Linked DNA regions of Homo sapiens: region 1 is linked to region 2. Evidence: read pairs that join two places in POLR2A ChIA-PET (ENCODE). Cell type or tissue: MCF 10A. All regions are shown on one strand. Each heading gives the region's core, and the rest is flanking DNA. Links, peaks and the distances in the headings are about the cores only. Region 1 has its middle 9.3 kb from the start of PTGR2. Region 2 overlaps MIDEAS (mitotic deacetylase associated SANT domain protein).

What was found. ChIA-PET counts read pairs that join two places held together with the same protein. Peaks named below come from ENCODE experiments on the same cell type or tissue, not always from the same donor. Only the 100,000 strongest peaks of a DNase experiment are listed, where the experiment ranks them.
Region 1: POLR2A ChIA-PET joins it to region 2 with 6 read pairs; 27 of 35 experiments call an interaction of 5 or more read pairs at or near these places.

Annotation. Positions count from the first base shown.
Region 1 is chr14:73,840,452-73,844,658 of GRCh38, forward strand. No RefSeq gene overlaps it. Among named protein-coding and RNA genes, the nearest start is that of PTGR2, 9.3 kb to the right of the region's middle. In MCF 10A, for the core only: no CTCF peak of the experiment used is centred there; no DNase peak of the experiment used is centred there.
Region 2 is chr14:73,743,169-73,747,675 of GRCh38, forward strand. All of the region lies in intron 1 of MIDEAS (mitotic deacetylase associated SANT domain protein), which reads right to left. It overlaps LOC124903345 (a long non-coding RNA gene), which reads left to right. Exons shown (of 3, transcript XR_007064264.1): 2 at 726-840; 3 at 4,043-4,277. Among named protein-coding and RNA genes, the nearest start is that of MIR4505, 13 kb to the right of the region's middle. RefSeq lists a silencer at 438-732 and enhancers at 3,294-3,808, 3,809-4,322. In MCF 10A, for the core only: no CTCF peak of the experiment used is centred there; a DNase peak (open chromatin) is centred at 1,873.

The sequences.
Region 1 (4,207 bases), core at 208-4,207, 97 kb after region 2:
CAGCAGGCAAAACTCTGGCAATTTCACTATGGATCATGTCAGAGACAAAGGAATATTCAAAACAGTCATCAGTATGGTCGATTGTACTGATCATTTCTGTAGTCACTTCTTCCTCCAATTTTGCTTCCATAGCCACCTCAGTCTCCTCCATAGGTGCCTGGCTAACCTTTTTAAAAAAATTTTTGTTGGCCGGGCATGATGGCTCACGCCTGTAATCCCAGCACTTTGGGAGGCCGAGGTGGGCGGATCACCTGAGGTCAGGAGTTCAAGATGAGCCTGGCCAACATGGCAAAACCCCATCTCTACTAAAAATATAAAAATTAGCCGGGCGTGGTGGCGGGTGCTTGCAATCCCAGCTACTCAGGAGGCTGAGGCAGGGAGAATTGCTTGAACCCGGGAGGTGGAGGTTGCAGTGAGCCGAGATTGTGCCACTGCACTCCAACCTAGGTGACAGAGCAAGACTCCGACTCAAAAAAAAAATTTTTTTTTTGTAGAGCTGAGGGCAGTGGCTCATGCCTGTAATCCAGCACCAGCACTTAGGGAGGCCAAGGCAGGAGGATCACTTGAGCCCAGGAGTTCAAGACCAGCCTAGGCAACATAGTGAGACCCTGTCTCAAACAAAATTAAAAAATAGTAATAAAAATTTCTTGTAGAGACAGGGTCTCACTTTGTTGCCCAGGCTGGTCTCAAACTCCTAGGCTCAAGCAGTTCCCCTGCCTTAGCCTCCCAAAGTGTTGGGATTACAGGCATCAGCCCACACACCTGGCCCAGATTCTTTATTATACAACATTCCTTTTCTTTAGAAGGCTAAAGCACTGGACAGAGAGAGAGTTCAGGGAATGATGACAGTAACTGCTACACTGTCATTCAGTATTTCAGCATGCAGTAAAGCTTTATGATCGCTTTACTATAAAATATGAAAATCTGAAACAGTTCTTCAAAACATTTTTATTCTTGGACATAAAAATAGTGTTTGACTCTGCTACAATATCTTGTTGTTTTATTACAGCTTAACTATTTGCTTATATGTGCTATTCATATCTTCCCTTTGCTTTTTTCCCCATCTCCCAAAGTAGGTAAACCTATTGTTTTCACATAGAATGCATATAATTTTGGAAAACTATAATGCTCTAGTAAGTTATTCTATAAATTATTACTATAAATCACTAGTGTGAATTAGTATAAATCAAACAAGTAATAATAGTATTACTTTAAATCACTAGTATGATTCATGGTAATTTTATTCTTTATGTTTTCACGATTTCCTTTTTCCAACAGGTACTTATGGGCAAAATAATTACCAATGAACTGACATCAGCATGCTTTCCCCTGCTGTAAAAAATCTAAATGGAAATTCTGTATGTTTTTGTTTTTGTTTTTGTTTTTGTGGGGGACAGGGCCTTGCTTTGTGACCCAGGTTGGAGTGGTACGATCATAGCTCAGCATAACTTCAACCTCCTGGGATCAAGCAATCTTCCCATCTTTGTCTCCTGAGTAGCTGGGAATACAGGGGTGTGTCACCACACTTTGCTAATATTTTTAAAGATTTTTTGTAGAGACAGGGTCTCACTATGTTGCCCAGGCTGGTCTTGAACTCCTGGCCTCAAGTGATCCTCCCACTTTGGCCTACCAAACTGCTGGGATTACAGGCATGAGCCACTGTGCCCAAATTCTATATGTTTTTATGTCAAGGAGTTTGAACCACTCATGTGCAGATATATATATATATATATATATATGGCATAAAGTAGTGTTTATGATCTGTATCTACATCATCATATGGATGTATACATATCAATAAAGTTATTATTTAACAAAATGCACCCAGTCACATGTGGTAACTTCTTAGGACTGAATTCTGGCCACAGCAGGAGAGCATGGTAGCAAATATCAATGGGAGACAGAAATTAAAGAGCTTTTGCCAAGAGTCATCACAATTGACACTGGTTGATAAGAATGCATGCTGAGGTATGGATTGGCAGCTCATCTAAACCACAAGCTCTTGCCCACTATTTCTTCAGTAGCCAACAAGAAAAAGGGAATAGCTGGGGCCAGATATCAGGAAGTGCCCCCTGGACTATAAGAAGGGAGTCTCATAGGATTGGCGGAGCAGCTAGAGGAGAAACAGCAGCTATTATATTAAAAAGAAGTGTTTGAACCTATATGATGCTAGGCCTTATCTACTCCTGGGTTCTCAAGAATTGAACGTGGAAAAAGGAAAATGCAAACAACAGCAGTTAAGTTTGTTCCTACAGCACATGCTTTTACTCTGAAAGTCTCTCCTCTCAGCAGTAATTTAGCCCAACTCCTGTATCAAGATTCTTATGAGGCTGGGTGCTGTGGCTCACACCTGTAATCCCAGCACTTTGGGAGGCCAAGGCAGGCTCATCACTTGAGGTCAGGAGTTCAAGACCAGCCTGGCCAACATGGTGAAACCCCATCTCTACTAAAAAAAAATAATAATAAAAAAAAGGCTGGGCATGGTGGCATGCACCTGTAATCCTAGCTTCTCAGGAGGCTGAGGCAGGAGAAACACTTAAGCCCCGGCAGCAACGGTTGCAGTGAGCCAAGATTGCACCACTGCTCTCCAGCCTGGGTGACAGAGCAAGATTCCATCTCAGAAAAAAAAAAAAAAAAAAAAAAAGAATCTTGTGAAATGACAAGATCACAAGTAAGGGTGTTATTATTGCAATAATGTACACTTCATTTTTCCACTACTGAAGGAGAAAACTCTCTGGGGAGTGAAAATCAACACTCAGTTTAACAATAGTGCTGCATATAAATTCACATCAAAATGTAAAACCAACTTAGTTAAAAAAAATCCAGATAAAATGAAATGGGCCATGATAATGGTATAGTCTTTCAATTATGGGTCTCATGTTATAAGGATGACATATTATTTCCTAAATGTTGATTAAGGTTCTCAATACCACTGGTGGTAAATAAAGGGGTAGCCATTTCACAGATGAGAAAATTAAGACAAGAGAGACTCTATGACTGACCCAGAGATGAATGAGAAGTCACAGAGAAGATGCAGAACTGAATTCCTGATCTCAGCTCCTTTCTCAACTGCTTATCTAATACTTTCCCTTTCTTTCTTTTTCTTTTCTTTTTTCCCCTCCCTCCCTCCCTCCCTCCTTTCCTCCTTCCTTCCTTCCTTCCTTCCTTCTTTTTCTTTCTTTTCTTTCTTTCTTCCCCCGCCTCCTTTTTTTTCTTTTGAGACAGGGTCTCACTGTGTCGTCCAGGCTGGAGTGCAGTGGGGTGATCACAGCTAACTGCAGCCTTGACCTCCTGGGCTCAAGCGAGTCTCCTACATCAGCCTCCCAAGTAGCTGGGACTACAGGTACACACCACCACGCCTGGCTAATTTTGTTCATTTTTTGTATAGACAAGGTCTCACTATGTTGCCCAGGCTGGTCTCAAACTCCTGAGCTCAAATGAAACTCCCACCTCGGCCTCCCAAAGTGCTAGGATTACAGGTGTGAGCCACTGCACCCAGCGTATCTAATGCTTTTCAAACGGTGACCACAGAGCTTGAAAGTCTTACTGAGATAAACTCCGTCTCTACTAAAAATATAAACATTAGCTGGGCGTGGTGGCATATGCCTGTAATCCCAGCTACTCAGGAGGCTGAGGCAGGAGAATCACTTGAGCCTAGGAGACGGAGGTTGCAGTGAGCCAAGATCACGCCACTGCACTCCAGCCTGGGTGACAGAGCGAGACTCCATCTCAAAAAAAAAAAAAAAAAAAGTTTATGAGCCAATATTGACACATTATTGTTAACTGAAGTCCAAAAGTTACATAATTACATTAAGATTTACTTTAGTTATTTACTTATTTTTAGAGAGACAGAGTCTCCCTCTGTTGCCCAGGCTGGAGTGCAGTGGTACAATTATAGCTCACTCACTGCAGTCTCCACCTCCTGGACTCAAGTGATCTTCCTGTCTCAGCCTCCCCAGTAGCTGGGACTACAATCACGTGCCACCACATCTGGCCAATTTTTAACATTTTTTGTAGAGAGAGGAATCTTATGTTGCCCAGGCTGGTCTTGAACTCCTCACCTCAAGTGATCCTCCCACCTTGACCTCCCAAAGTGCTAGGATTATAGGCGTGAGACACCGCACTGGACTGGGACCATTAAAAAAAATTTTTTTTTGAGATGGAGTCTTACTCTGTCACCCAGGCTGGAGTGGCAGTGGCCTGATCT
Region 2 (4,507 bases), core at 253-4,252:
TCCCTTCCACAGCACACTCTACACCACCTCCAAGCAAGGATTTTCTAGACACAGATATCAGATATCCCTTCTCATTGGCACTGGGAAGCCCCTTACCCCTGCCTGAACCTTTGGCAGGTACTCTCTCCCATTCTCCCCAAATACAGCTGAGACCCTTGGCCTTCCAGGAAGGGAGAGCAGGAAAAGGTCTCACCACAGAGGGGTCAGCAGATGTGTGAGGTCTACCTGCAGGGAGGCCTGAAACACTTCCTCCTGCACTGGCCACTCTAGCCCCCGATCTAGGCCTGGACTCTCCAGCTCCTGCAACCCCACCCCGGGCTCAGTTGCTGCTGGTGGTGCCTCCAGCTCTCAGACCCCATGGGCTTCTCCCAGCCTGCAACTCGGGGTCAGGACTGCGCCACTTCCTCTCATTTCTTCTACCCCACCCCCGCTGCCCTGTCCCTCAGATGGAAATCAAACTGCCCTTCCTCACAGTGAGGAAGAGGAAGGACGACACCTCCAAAGGCTGCTGACCTGTGGGCCTAGTCCCTGAGATTGCAGGGAAGAGGATGTCATGAGGAACTCCTGCCAGCAGCTCAGCCCTGGGACCAGCTGCAGGGCCTCTGACAACGGATGCAGGAACACTGCAAAAGGAAACCCACAGTCACCACGGGGCCCCAGACACGGCAACCCGCCCTGTCAGTCTGTTTGACTGTCACGCTCTATTCACTTTTCCCTTCCTCCAGGCTCCTCTCTGCAGCAACCAATCCTTGACCAGACCCACAGGTACCCCTGGGCCAAAGACAAGGCAACAATCAAGACCAAGGCCTGGGACCTAGCAGGCTTTCAGGAAGTTCTATGGTGAGTAGCACTTACTCTCTATAGAAGAAAGCAGTGTGCACCAGGAAAAAAAAATAAAAAACAGTGCTGACCCCACATATATGTTTTGCAGACACATGAGGGGAAGGTGCTGGAAAGGCCTTTGGGTGTTCAATGCTGATGGTGACACCAGCTCTCCTGGGATGTCAGCTCAAACACACACTGCTCCCCAAATGCCATCGGCAGCCCAGCTGCACACCCAACACTGGCTGGCTGACCCCAGGAGAAGCCAGAGAGCCATCACCACAGGGCAAGGGGCCAGACTGTGGCCACTGTGGGACCAGGGCCACTCACCAGTCTGCTTGGGGCAATCAGTGTGTCCATTTGAGAAAAAAGACTATTGTGAGTCAAGGCCACACAGACCAGGGAGGAGATGCCAAGTTGATCTCAGCAGCTGCGGGGGCTCAGCTCTGACCTGGGGATAACAGCTGACCCGAGGGCCCCCTGCCCTTGGAGGCTAATGCTCCAAGCTCCCACTCTTATAGCCTGGGCAGGCCCCACAAGCTCAGCACTAGGAAGAGGGGAGTCAAAGATCATGGGTCTGTCACCCAAGGGCAAGACAGGCCCAAACTGAGTCTCCAGGCGAGTCAGTTCTCTGAGCTGTCTTAGGACAAAGTCTAAACTCCCTGCCCTGTCCACAAGTCCCTGCAGACCTTGGCTCCTGCCACCTCTCTCGACAGTCTGTGCTTGAGCCAGGGCCTCCAACGTGTTCTTCTCGCTTTGCTTCCAGGTCTTTGGCCAGGCTGTACCCCTTCCTAGGACACCTTCTCACTCTTTTCATCAGGCCAGGTCCTATTAATCCTTCAGGTTGCAGACACTGCTTCCACTGGGAAACCTGACCCCAGAGCTGAGACAGGAGCTGAACTACAAGCCCCTATAACACACTGTATATGGCACACTAAATCCCAGGTGCCTGCTTTGTCATCCCCAGCAGACAGCAGGCTCCACGGGGCAGGGTTGGCAGACCGTTGTACCTTGGCACTTGGTTTGTATCTGCCTGTCAGGATGCTCATTCAAGACTGCGCCCAAGGTGAGTCAGAGCCACACCTGGGCAGAGGCGACACAGCCCGCATTCCTGCCCTGGGCTCCTGCCTGCTCCTGACTTCTGGGCTCTCTGGTGCACATGAGAGCTCCTCAAGATGCTGGGATGAAGTGAAAAGGCCCAGCCCGGGATCCCACCCTACCCCTGGCCCCAGGCCCTCTACACCTATGTGGAACACAAGTCCTTCTCCCTGCTGGCCCACAAGCCACCTGCCCTTGACTGTCACCTGCTGCCCCACAACACATGCAGGCCAACTGGAAAAGTGCCAGCTCCACTGTTGCCCTCCACCCCACTTTTCTAGGCTTCTACCCCCACCTAGACAGTGGCCAGGGACACAAGCCTGTGGGTCTGTTTACCTCATGCCCTGACATGGCTGGACCTCAAGACACTAAGGTCTGGCCAGGATGCCAGGGAGCCATAACAAGTCCCTGCCACCCCCACCAGAGGAGCACAGCATGGCCCAGCTGGCCCCCTCATCTGGGCTCACATCCTGAAAAGCTCTCTCAGACATTCTGGGGTCTCCAGCTATAGCCAGACTCGGTAAATGGCCTGGAACTGCCATCTTGGGCCAGCTAGAGTTGCCCAGGCCCTAGACAAACCTTCCCTCTGGACCCCATCTGCAATGCTACATGCACCCCCACCAACTGGGACTTCACACAAAGGCCAGTGTACCCCATTTCTGCAAGCCACTGGACACATAAGCACTATTCTCAAGGGGTTTGCAAACAAGGAGGCTCTGATACAACAGACGTGGATCTGACTCCCACAAGTGTCATTTTCCCTGGGAGCATGAGAGAGCAGGCAAGAGGCCCTATGGTCGGCCCATTCCCAATCCAGACAGTCCCTGGACCATCACTTCTCTGGACTGAACTTCAGCTCTGAAAAGCAGAGCCCAGGCCAACAGGCCAGAGAGTCACGAGTCCCAGGGGTCTCAGCCATCAAGCTGCTCAGGATCAGAAGCTTGGCCAGGGTTCAAGCTGCCTGAAGTTTGAGCTTACACAGTAAAAATGCCAACCACTGAGATGCTTTTAAAGGGATGTGTAAGAGAGGAATCCTTTCAGGGCTTATGAGGCACTCTCAGGGCTCCGTCCAGTCTTCTACCTTGATTGCCTCCCTCCCCCATAGCCCCACAAATGCCCACAGGGTGTCCATGGGAAGCTGGGATAGCCAGGTTTGTTTTGCCAGGGGTGGGGGAGGTGGGGGCTGCTAATGCAGAGAGAAAACAGTCATGAGCAAAGCCAGAAAAGGATTAAGCCTCCAGGCTCAGCTTTTGCCTGCACTGAAGGGACTGCCTGCCTTCCTCCTAGGCAAAGGCCACGAAGAGTCACAGGCAGCCCTGGAAAACCCATTCCAACAGGACCCAGGGATCCCAGCAGGAGTAGGGTAGAAGCAGGCAGGTTTAGGCTTCCTCCGCAGGAGACTCAGCAGATGTTCCTGAGGCCCTCTGGTGAGGGCCTCCTGGGACCGCTGGGGTCCTTGCTCTGTCTCCTCAAAACAGTCTCTATGCCCTATACAGCTCCCACCACTGGAGGCTGCTGCACTACCTCCCTTCCCTTCTGGAAAGGCCTGGCTCCCCAGCAGGGCTAGAGCAGGGCTCTCTGAAGTCTGTGCCTGAGCACCCCAGTGCCAGACTCTGCCCTGGGCCAAAGATACAGATGAGGCCACTCACAGGGGCCTCCCTTGCCATTGCCTTGCCCTGCCCACTCCCCCACCACACACCCTCCCTGCTGCAGCTCTGCAGGTGGGCCTGCTGACCCTTCATCTGCTCCACAAGCATTTGCTGAGCACTTGCTGCAAGCCAGGCTCTGGGAGACACAGGAGACACAGAGCTTCCAGGCCGGTGGGGAGACAGAGAAACAGAAACACACGCTAATTATAATGCAAGGAAGCCCGTGCAGGGACTAGGGGTAAGTGACCCCTGGGGACAGGCAACCCCTGGGGGAGCTCCCTGACTTTGAGCCTCCCCTAGAGCTGTTCCTTCTGCCTGGAAGCCCTGCCTCCACTCTCACAATCTGCTTTCCCTCAAGGCCTACCTCCTCCAGCTGGCCCTCCAGCACATATTGTTGTCACCCATTCTGAATCTTCATGCTCTTATACCACTATCCAATAATGCTTCTTCAATTCCCTTCTGTTCCTGCACAGAGCCTGGGAGCAGCAGGGCCTGGAGACAACATGATCCAAGACGGAGGGCAGTGGACTGTTTGTCAGGTAACCAACCAGATGTCTGGTCCAGGAGCCGCCACTCACTGGTTCCTGCCTTTGAGGAGCTTAAGAGCCTGGGGTGGGAAGAGACCTGTATCCAGGGACCAAAGAAACACCTTTGTAAAAAGCAAGTGCCACCAGGACTAGCTGCATGCCGAATATGCGAGAGTACTGCTTATCTGCATAACCACTTATTTCCAACTGAGAAACGAGAAAGGCTGGCTCTGAAAGTAACTTGTCCCAGTTCACAGAACTCATGACTGAGGAGTCAAGATTCAAATCTAAGCCTCCTGACCCCAAACCAGGTCTCTCTCTGTCACTGTGTCAATACCCGTCTGTGTGGATGTCAAGCAGTGGTTCTTAAACCTCAGTGTGTGCAATAAAACCCACCCTGAGAGACTAGTT